Regions from separate parts of the Homo sapiens genome. Here all the other regions are linked to region 2. A link is a contact called in ENCODE Hi-C or POLR2A ChIA-PET data. All regions are on one chromosome and are shown on one strand. The core of a region is the stretch at or near the end of the contact, and the rest is flanking DNA. Distances in the headings are between cores, read along the strand shown.

Region 1 (2,700 bases), core at 161-2,660, 230 kb before region 2:
TTGGAGTATCCTACTCTTGCATTTCCTTTTTAACTTAGGATCCCAAATGATCACTTTGTGCCCTGAGGCCCTTCAGAAGATTTTTAAATGGCTGTGGGACAAGGGCTTTGGGAGCTCCTTTTGGGAGAAGGCAGTCCCTCTGGTGAGGGTGAGACAGCAGTGAGCTTAGTTCATCAGAACCAGCTCTTTGGTGCCCTCCAAGTCGGGAGTAGGGGGAAGGGGTTGAAGCTGCATCTTTTAAAACAAAAGCAAAACAAGTTCCCTGACTGAGCCAGCTAAATGGAATCCTGTTTCCATGCAGAAACTTGCTCCTGATTCTGCCATCTCTAGGGCTTCAGGTGTAGTTTCACTGGAAAGGAGGAGCCCACCCAAGAGGTGGGGTCGACATGATGAAATCCATTGTCCTGGAGGGGCCTGGGAGGCCCAATGGACTTTAACAACATATTCTTTCCTTTCTCTTGAAAACACATTGAACCTACGCTCTTGCCGCAGTACTAAGGCAGGCTGGAGGGTGGTCAGTTCCAACAGCTTGAACTCAGAAAAACATGACTTCAAACTGTAGCTTATGCTGATCTTTAGATCTAATCCTTGTGTGGGTAGGGGGAGGGAGCCCCTTCCCCAGTCTTTCTCACTCCTGTCTGCCAAGAAATGCAAACGGTTCATGTCTAGCTTGGGTACTGCCTCTGGGAGGAGAAGTGACACGTTAAGTAACTGATACCAGGAATTCTAGGGTGGCGATTGTCTCTGCCAGGTTTTAACATTAAGATTTTCACAAATAATTGCCTGGGGTAACATTTTTGCAAAAGATCTTACTGATTACTTTGTAGTATTGTTCACACACAAAAATAAATATTTACACGAATTCAAATGTTGAGTAGTACTGAGCAGGTGGGGCCAGATGTGTGGATGGCTGGGGTGTGGGAGAGGCCTTGGGCACTGGAGGTTGTGCTGTGCTAAGGGTGAGTCTCAGGTGTCCTGGCCCTGACCAGAGGCCTGGGGATTGGTCAGATGGAAGGCAGAGGTGGTGTGGCTGGATGGGGTATTGGAGGCCACTTGAGAGATAACGACCACCCCCAACCTCTAGGGGCCGGAAGTAAGCACGGGGTGGGCACCCTACCTTTCAGAGTTCTGGACCTGAGGCAGGATGGGGCATCCTCACTGGTGCCCCCCCCATCCCTCCTTGGGGGGAGTCTGCCACAGTGCCGGGAGGCAGTGGCCACAGCTGCAACAGGCAATTGGCTGCAGAAAAGCTGGTTTGGGAAGGGGTGCCTGTTCTGGGAGCGAGTGGCTCTCCGTGGCCATCCTAGGATCCACTCGGCCCTGGCTCCCCTGGGGCCTCTCTGCTCTGAGGGAGGAAAGGCAACAGAGGGCTTCTGCCAGCTCTGGGCAGGGGCGGGCAGCAGAGAGCTGCTGTCATGGCTACGGAGTGTTGCACGGAGAGGCCCTGGGGGCCTGCTGAGGTCTGGGCGAGTCCCTGGTTTAGCAGCACTGGTAGGTATTGCACTGAGCAAGAGGAAGTGCCTATCAATCAATCAATCAGGGAGGAAGGAAACCAGGCCAGCTTTTTCTTTTTGCCCTTTTTCACACTCCAGGGATTATGGGTTTCTTCCAGGACCGGCCCCTCCGGAAGGGCTGGTCTTAGGAGAACCCAAGTGGCTCCTCCACTTCCACTGATCCCTTTACTCCAAACATGGCGCAAGGGGATGGGAGCTGCAGCCCGCCCTGGAGCTCACGGCTGCCTGATAGCCGGGGCTCACCCTGAAGAAGTGGCCCCTCTTGGCAGGAGTGAGTCTGAGGGGCCAGGCCTGTGCACAGAAGTTCAGACCTGGCTCCTGGGCAGCGGGGTGTGAGGGCAAGGGCCCTGCCAACCGGCTGCCATCTCCCAGCAGTCCGTCCTGTCAAGCAGCTGAGGGCCAGAGCTGGAGGGCTGCAGTGGCTGGTTAGGGACAGGACGCTCTCTGGGTTCCAGCTCCTGGACACCCAGTCTGGACTTACTTACCTCCCAGGCAGACACATTGTGTGGGGGAGTTGGGGTTACAGCTGTTCAGAACAGGCTCAGGGCACATCCTGGAAAAAGCCCACGCTGGAGTGTGAGGTAGAATACAGGTGACCATGGACTGGGGCTTCTGTAGAATGGGGTCGGGGTGCCTCTTTTGTTTTGCTTTGCCATGGGTGTGGGTGAGGTCCTCCTGCTTGGCGTTGCCTAGGGAGGTGCCTGGTGGTGTCCCTGTGGCAGCACTGGGATCTGCAACAGGATGGCCTGGCCAAGGGCTAGCGGCCACAGGGTGCACCAGGCATGCAGAGGAACAGCCAGCCTGGCACCTGTCCTGCCCCTACTGGCCCCAGCCCACATCAGTGTAGTGATATGGAATGTTAGGTATGGGGATACATCCTTCTGATCAGACAGACACAGACTAGCAATCTGTACAAACACAAAAGAATCCATTTTCAGAAAAATAAATTACTAAGGGGAGAGGAAGAAAGGGTCCACTTTGCTTTTCTCAATAAATATGCAATTCTGCTCACCTAAGACTTGAAAGGTAATTATCTGGGGGTGGGATTCTAACATCAGGGTCCACGAAGGTGATTCTAAACAGAGCTGCAGCCCCAGCGCCTTGTCAGGGGAGCCCCCAACCCTTCCAGAGCTGCCCCGTTGGCCTCTTCCAAGCAGGTCAGAGCACCCGTGTGGTGAGATTCCAA
Region 2 (2,700 bases), core at 8-2,507:
CTGAATTTCTCACCACACCAGGCCTTTTTGTTCTGGGACTCTTCCTCCTCTACCCTCCCCACTCCCTCCCCTGCCTCCCCCAAGCTCACAGCATTTCACACAGTTCCAGAAAAGTGCTTCTCTCCCTGACTGCCACCTGGCCCTGCTGTCTTCCCACAGGGCTGTGGGCTCCGGCAGCAGAGACCTTTTCCTACTCCCTGTGCCCCTGCATCTAAACAGACCCAGCATAGGAGAGGGGCCTGGTGAAGATGGCTGGTAGGAAGGCACTAGACTCGGGCTTTGAGAGCCAGAAGGCCTCAGGGAGTGAAGAATATGGGACTGGCAGGATCTAGGGGCTGAAATGAGTGGCCATAAAAGAAGCCCCCTCAAGACCCAAGACTCCTTGGTAGTAAGGGCTGGGCATCTCTCTGTGTCCCACCTCACACCCTGGGGCGGGTGAGGAGAGGAAGTGGAGGGGTTGCAGGGTTGGGGGAACAAGCGACAAGCCCGCCCTCCTGAGGAGCCCCAGGGCTGGTACAAACGGCAGGAAGAGGCTGAGCTGGGCCCCTGGAGCCACAGAGGCAGGAGGGAGTGAAGAGGCCCTGTGGCTGCCATGGGGGACAGTCCAGCAGCCTCCTCCTGCTCCCCTCAAGACTGGCCGGAGGTGTCTCAGCCCCCGTAGCCAACCACAGAGAGAGCACAGGGCGGAAGTGGCTGGCGCCTCAGCCATAGCTGCCGGAGATGGGCTCAACGGCCACACGGTCCCCACATTCGGGGAGCCTCACCGCAGCCCCGTGGGCACAGAGACCCAGGTGGAGCTCCAAGGGACACATGAGGCACAGGGAGTCTAGGGCAGCAGCTTCAAAACCACACACTGGTCTTTCTGCTGGCTTTTTTGGTCACCATCCCCTGCTTAAAACCCCAGGGTCACCCCACACTTTCAGCACAGACAGGCTGCATTCCACCCACCTGCAGGCTCCTCTGCCCGGCATTCATCTGTGCCACCTGCCCCGGCCATTTGGCTCCGACTGCAATGACACGTTTGTCTGGGAGATTCTTCAAGGGCACATAAAACATATCTGCCTTTGCTCACTGTGATGTCTCCGACGCAAAGCAGAGAGCCCGCCAGCGTAGCCACTCAGAGCTGAGTGGTGGTGGAATGAGTGAAAAGGCTGCAGCTGGAAGGGCTGGGAGGCGGGGGGCAGAGTGGGGGCAGCCAAGGGTTTTGGGGATCACACAGGCTTGGGAAGAAAAGTCAGCTCAGACCCACTGGCTATGTGACCTGGCCCTGCAGGTCCAACTGTCAATGGGTCTAACCCCGCCCACCTCAATGATCTGTGAGAGCTGAGCGGGGGAGACACTGTTCAGAAAAGACTGGGTCCCTGAAACTGTTGTTGTCGTTTAATCCAGCCATTTTTTTTAAGTTTGTTTAAGAGACAGGGGTCTCCCTATATTTCCCAGGCTAGTCTTGAACTCCTGAGCTCAAGCAATCCTCCCACCCTGGCCTCCCAAAGTGCTGGGATTACAGGCGTGAGCCACCGTGAGCTTGGCCCCAGCTCTTTCATTTATGGACAGGACATTTCAGGAGAGGGATCCATCCAGTCTCATCTTGGTGTTTAATATTTAAATGCACCAAAAATGGGGTGCCAATTGGTGCCAACTTTTTGGAAAGAGACTTTGATGTAATCTGCCTAAAAGTAAAATGCTCATGTTCAGCAACTCAGCCCTTCAGCTTCTAGGAATTTTGTTCTGCAGGGAAAAAAAAATGCTGTATTTGTATTATTAATATTGTTACTGGGTGGCAGGGGGAGGAAAGTATTCAGTGTTTTCAGAACCACCCACCAGGAGGCGCTTTTGCATCAGGGGCCCAATCAGGTTAGCCCAGAGCACCTGGATTTAAGTAGCAAAAACAAATGACAATCTCTAGCCCAATGTCTCAAGAACATTCCAGTCTTTTACTTCATCTCACCCTCGAAACTTCCTTTTTTTTTTTTTAGACAGAGTCTCACTCTGTCACCACGGCTGGAGTGCAGTGGTGCAATCACAGCTCACTGCAGCGTCGACCTCCCAGACTCAAGCAATCCTCCCACCTCAGCTTCCTAGGTAGCTGGGACTAGGTGCACATCACCATGCCTAGCTAATTTTTGTATTATTATTTTTTTTTTTGTAGAGATAGGGATCTTGCCATTTTGCCTAGGCTGGTCTTGAACTCCTGGGCTCAAGCAATCCTCCTGCCTCGGGCCTCCCAGTTCTGGGATTACAGGAGTGAGCCACTGCGCCTGGCCATGACCAAAACTTTTATTAGAGACAGTATCTACTTGCTTGGTGCCCTCTCTGCCCTTCCTCCTAAAGAATCCCCCTTCAAAAGGAAAAAAAGGCCATTCAAATTTGAGAGAGACTCAGGGGTCCAGAGTAAACTAAGTTAAATGAAATCAAACCTGGACCGTGGGCTTCAAGTGTGTTATTAACCCCCTCCCTCCTGTCCTGCTGCATCCTTGGCTCTGCCCTTTCACTTACGTCCACGTCTCTAAACCCAGCCGTTCTTCCTTCTCCCTTGGGTCTCTGTGTCTTCTGTCTGCCTCAGGTGTCCTTCCACACGCTACCCACCCGCCTAGGGAATACTCCTTCTGAGTTCCTGGGCAAACCACCCAGTTCTCCTCCTGAACCCTCCCCCAAAAGGCTCCCTGCACGTTCCATCTCATGAGGGCCAGGCTGTGCCCA
Region 3 (2,700 bases), core at 137-2,636, 200 kb before region 2:
AATTGCTTGAACCTGGAAGGCGGAGGTTGCAGTGAGCCGAGATTACACCATTTTGCACTCCAGCCTGGGCAACAGAGCGGGACTCCATCTCAAAAAAAAAAAAAAAAAAAAGAAAGAAAGAAAGAAAGAAAAACAGGGACTTGAGTGTCCTTCCACAGGAGTGGCCAAAACGCTGGCTCTGGAGAGACCCAGTCCCTGTGGTCTGGGCAAGTTACTTCCCCTCGGAGACGATGTTTCCTGCCCTGTGGAACAGCGACATGTATAGCTCTGGGCTCACAGGGTCAGGCTGGGCACACAGCAGGGTCAGGCTGGGCACACAGCGGGCTCAGGAATGGGACCCCAGTCACTGGACTGACTAGACAAGCTTTGAACTGTGGCTGGCCCACATCAGTGTCAGGGAGGCCAATGACTATGTGAGAAAAAAGGCGCCAATACTGCCTCATTGAAAAGAAAATGAGGCTCTGGTTACTTAGATACATAGAAAAGTCTGAGAAAAATAGGGCCCCAGACATCATTATTTTTCATTTTCTTTTTTCCTCCTTTATTTTTCTATTTTTTTTTCTTTTTTTTCTTTTTTTTAGATGGAGTTTTGCTCTTGTTACTCAGGCTGGAGTGCAAATGGTGTGGTCTCGGCTTACTGTAACCTCCGCCTCCCGGGTTCAAGCAATTCTCCTGCCTCAGCCTCCGGAGTAGCTGGGATTACAGGCATGTGCCACCACACCCAGCTAATTTTGTATTTTTAGTAGAGACAGGGTTTTTCTATGTTGGTCAGGCTGGTCTCAAACTCCTGACCTCAGGTGATCCACCCGCCTCAGCCTCCCAAAATGCTGGGCTTACAGGCGTGAGCCACCGCACCTGGCCTTCTCCTTTATTTTTCTACAATAATTGTAATACTTCTGAAATAAGGGGAGAAATAAGGGACATTTCTACAAAGATGTGGCTCCTGCCCTCAGCAAGCTGACAGCCTGCAGGGGTCCCACACTGGTGCCTGTTTGGCTTCAACCAAACCCCAGACTCCTCCAGGGAGGTGGGGACAGGGCTCATCACCCCTGTGTGTCACAAGGCCAACGCTGGTGTGACTAAAGTGGCCAAGAACCTGGAAGAGCCAAAGGGCCCTCAGTGCCTTTGTCCAGACTCAGGCCTGCACAGTGCGGGAGCCCGTGTGTCCCGAGGCCCAGGTTGGAGGAGCGGCCTCATCTGAGAGGCGCACACACCAGGCCCTGACCTGCCCCAGCCAGGGCTCCACACGACTCTTGCTCAGCAATCCCCCGACTGCCCACCCTGCAGAAGGCGGATGCAGGCCCAGCGAGCAGACCCCTGCTCTCCCCTGGCGCTGGCTTCCTGTCTGCCCAGGAGGTGAGTAATGTCCGCTCCCTGCCCCCACGCATCCCTTCTGGAGGCCAGACGGGCCTCACATTTTCCGCTCAGGAAGGGGCAGAGTGAGAGGCCTGCTGAAGCACATCCAGGGGAAACGGAAGGAGTGGCCCCGCCTGCCGGGTCAGGAACCTGGGCCAGCCCCGGCCTGCAGGAGGCGCACTGGCTCACCTGCCTCCGTGCATGCCTTCGTTCATTTTCATCCACTCATTCATTCAACAAACAGCACCCCAGCACCTGCGTGGTGCCAGGCCCTGTGCTGGGTGCTGGAGGCCTGGCTCTCAGGGTGCTTATGGTACTTGGGGAGGAGACTGCATCAAACAGATCATCCCACAGGTGGCGGCGTAAGTACAGACGGATGTGCTGTTCAGCCCCAAGGCAACGCCAGACCACAGTGCCTCTGGACAAAGTCTCTCAGGCATCCTCCCTCCACACCCTATGATGTGCACAGAGCCCTGTTCAGACCCAAAAGAAAGCCCACGCCTCAGCCGGGGCTTGGCCGAGGGTCTTTAGGGGACCTGGCCCGTGCCTGGGCAGGAAACTGTGGCAGGAGCTGGCCCGCATGGCCCTGGGCCCCAAGGAGGGAGCGCCCCAAGTGTGTGGAGAGGGCCTTCTTTGGTTCCCTAGCTGCCCTGCCCATCTTCTGGGGACCCTCACACATGGCCCCTGCCCCTGCCAAAGGGGAGAGAGGAGAAGCACTGGCACCTCCCCAACTCTGGCTGAGTTGCCCCAAGTCTCTCCCTGATCCTAAGTTTCCTCCCCATGAGATGAGGGCACTGTGAGTGGTGCTCCCTGCCAAGCACCAGTGGCTGTGATCGCAGGGACCTGGGAGCATCCCAGGACTTCAGAGTGTGGGGAACTGGTGTAAAGAGGTCTGGGAGACCAAGACTCGCAGCCAGTGGCAGGGTTGGGGGCAGAAGCCTAACTGTGTTTCAGGACAAGCAGACACTCACCCCGGTAGAACCTCAGAGGCAAGCTCCCGGGGAGTGAAAGCTGTGGCACCCGCACAACTCACTCTTGGGCTCAGTTTCAGGACAAGCAGACACTCACCCCGGTAGAGGCTCAGAGGCATGCTCCCGGGGAGTGAGAGTGGACACTCACCCCGGTAGAGGCTCAGAGGCATGCTCCTGGGGAGTGAGAGCAGACACTCATCCCGGTAGAGGCTCAGAGGCAAGCTCCCGGGGAGTGAGAGCAGACACTCACCCCGGTAGAAGCTCAGAGGCAAGCTCCCGGGGAGTGAGAGCTGGCACCCGCACAACTCACTCTTGGGCCCAGTGGTCTCCGCCATGGGATTTGCTCTGCCACTCAGCCTTCATCTGCCTTTGT

The links. A loop is a pair of places that touch in the nucleus more often than their neighbours do. ChIA-PET counts read pairs that join two places held with the same protein, here RNA polymerase II (POLR2A). Pooled maps may share reads with other maps.
Region 1: POLR2A ChIA-PET joins it to region 2 with 11 read pairs in activated CD4-positive, alpha-beta T cell. The contact joins the enhancer-like site here to the promoter of C20orf203 in region 2. POLR2A ChIA-PET finds 5 or more read pairs at or near these places in 3 of 52 experiments (GM12878, activated CD4-positive, alpha-beta T cell and activated T-cell).
Region 3: a loop to region 2 is called in a pooled map, with 2.4 times the contacts of the local background. The contact joins the enhancer-like site here to the promoter of C20orf203 in region 2. A Hi-C loop is called at or near these places in 2 of 50 pooled maps. POLR2A ChIA-PET finds 5 or more read pairs at or near these places in 5 of 52 experiments (A549, CD8-positive, alpha-beta memory T cell, HepG2 and 2 more).

Annotation. Positions count from the first base shown.
Region 1 is chr20:32,444,706-32,447,405 of GRCh38, forward strand. It overlaps NOL4L (nucleolar protein 4 like), which reads right to left. Exons shown (of 11, transcript NM_001256798.2): 11 at 1-2,700. Among named protein-coding and RNA genes, the nearest start is that of ASXL1, 88 kb to the left of the region's middle. RefSeq lists an enhancer at 717-1,378. Within about 2 kb of position 1,411, at least 8 of the 41 ENCODE cell types and tissues checked have a DNase peak (open chromatin) inside an H3K27ac peak, as active enhancers do.
Region 2 is chr20:32,672,684-32,675,383 of GRCh38, forward strand. It overlaps C20orf203 (chromosome 20 open reading frame 203), which reads right to left and starts at 1,258. Exons shown (of 6, transcript NM_182584.4): 1 at 949-1,258. RefSeq lists enhancers at 1-5, 1,956-2,025.
Region 3 is chr20:32,468,810-32,471,509 of GRCh38, forward strand. The region is part of intron 5 of NOL4L (nucleolar protein 4 like); the gene reads right to left. Among named protein-coding and RNA genes, the nearest start is that of NOL4L-AS1, 91 kb to the right of the region's middle. RefSeq lists an enhancer at 1,383-1,432 and a silencer at 1,753-1,802. Within about 2 kb of position 1,387, at least 14 of the 41 ENCODE cell types and tissues checked have a DNase peak (open chromatin) inside an H3K27ac peak, as active enhancers do.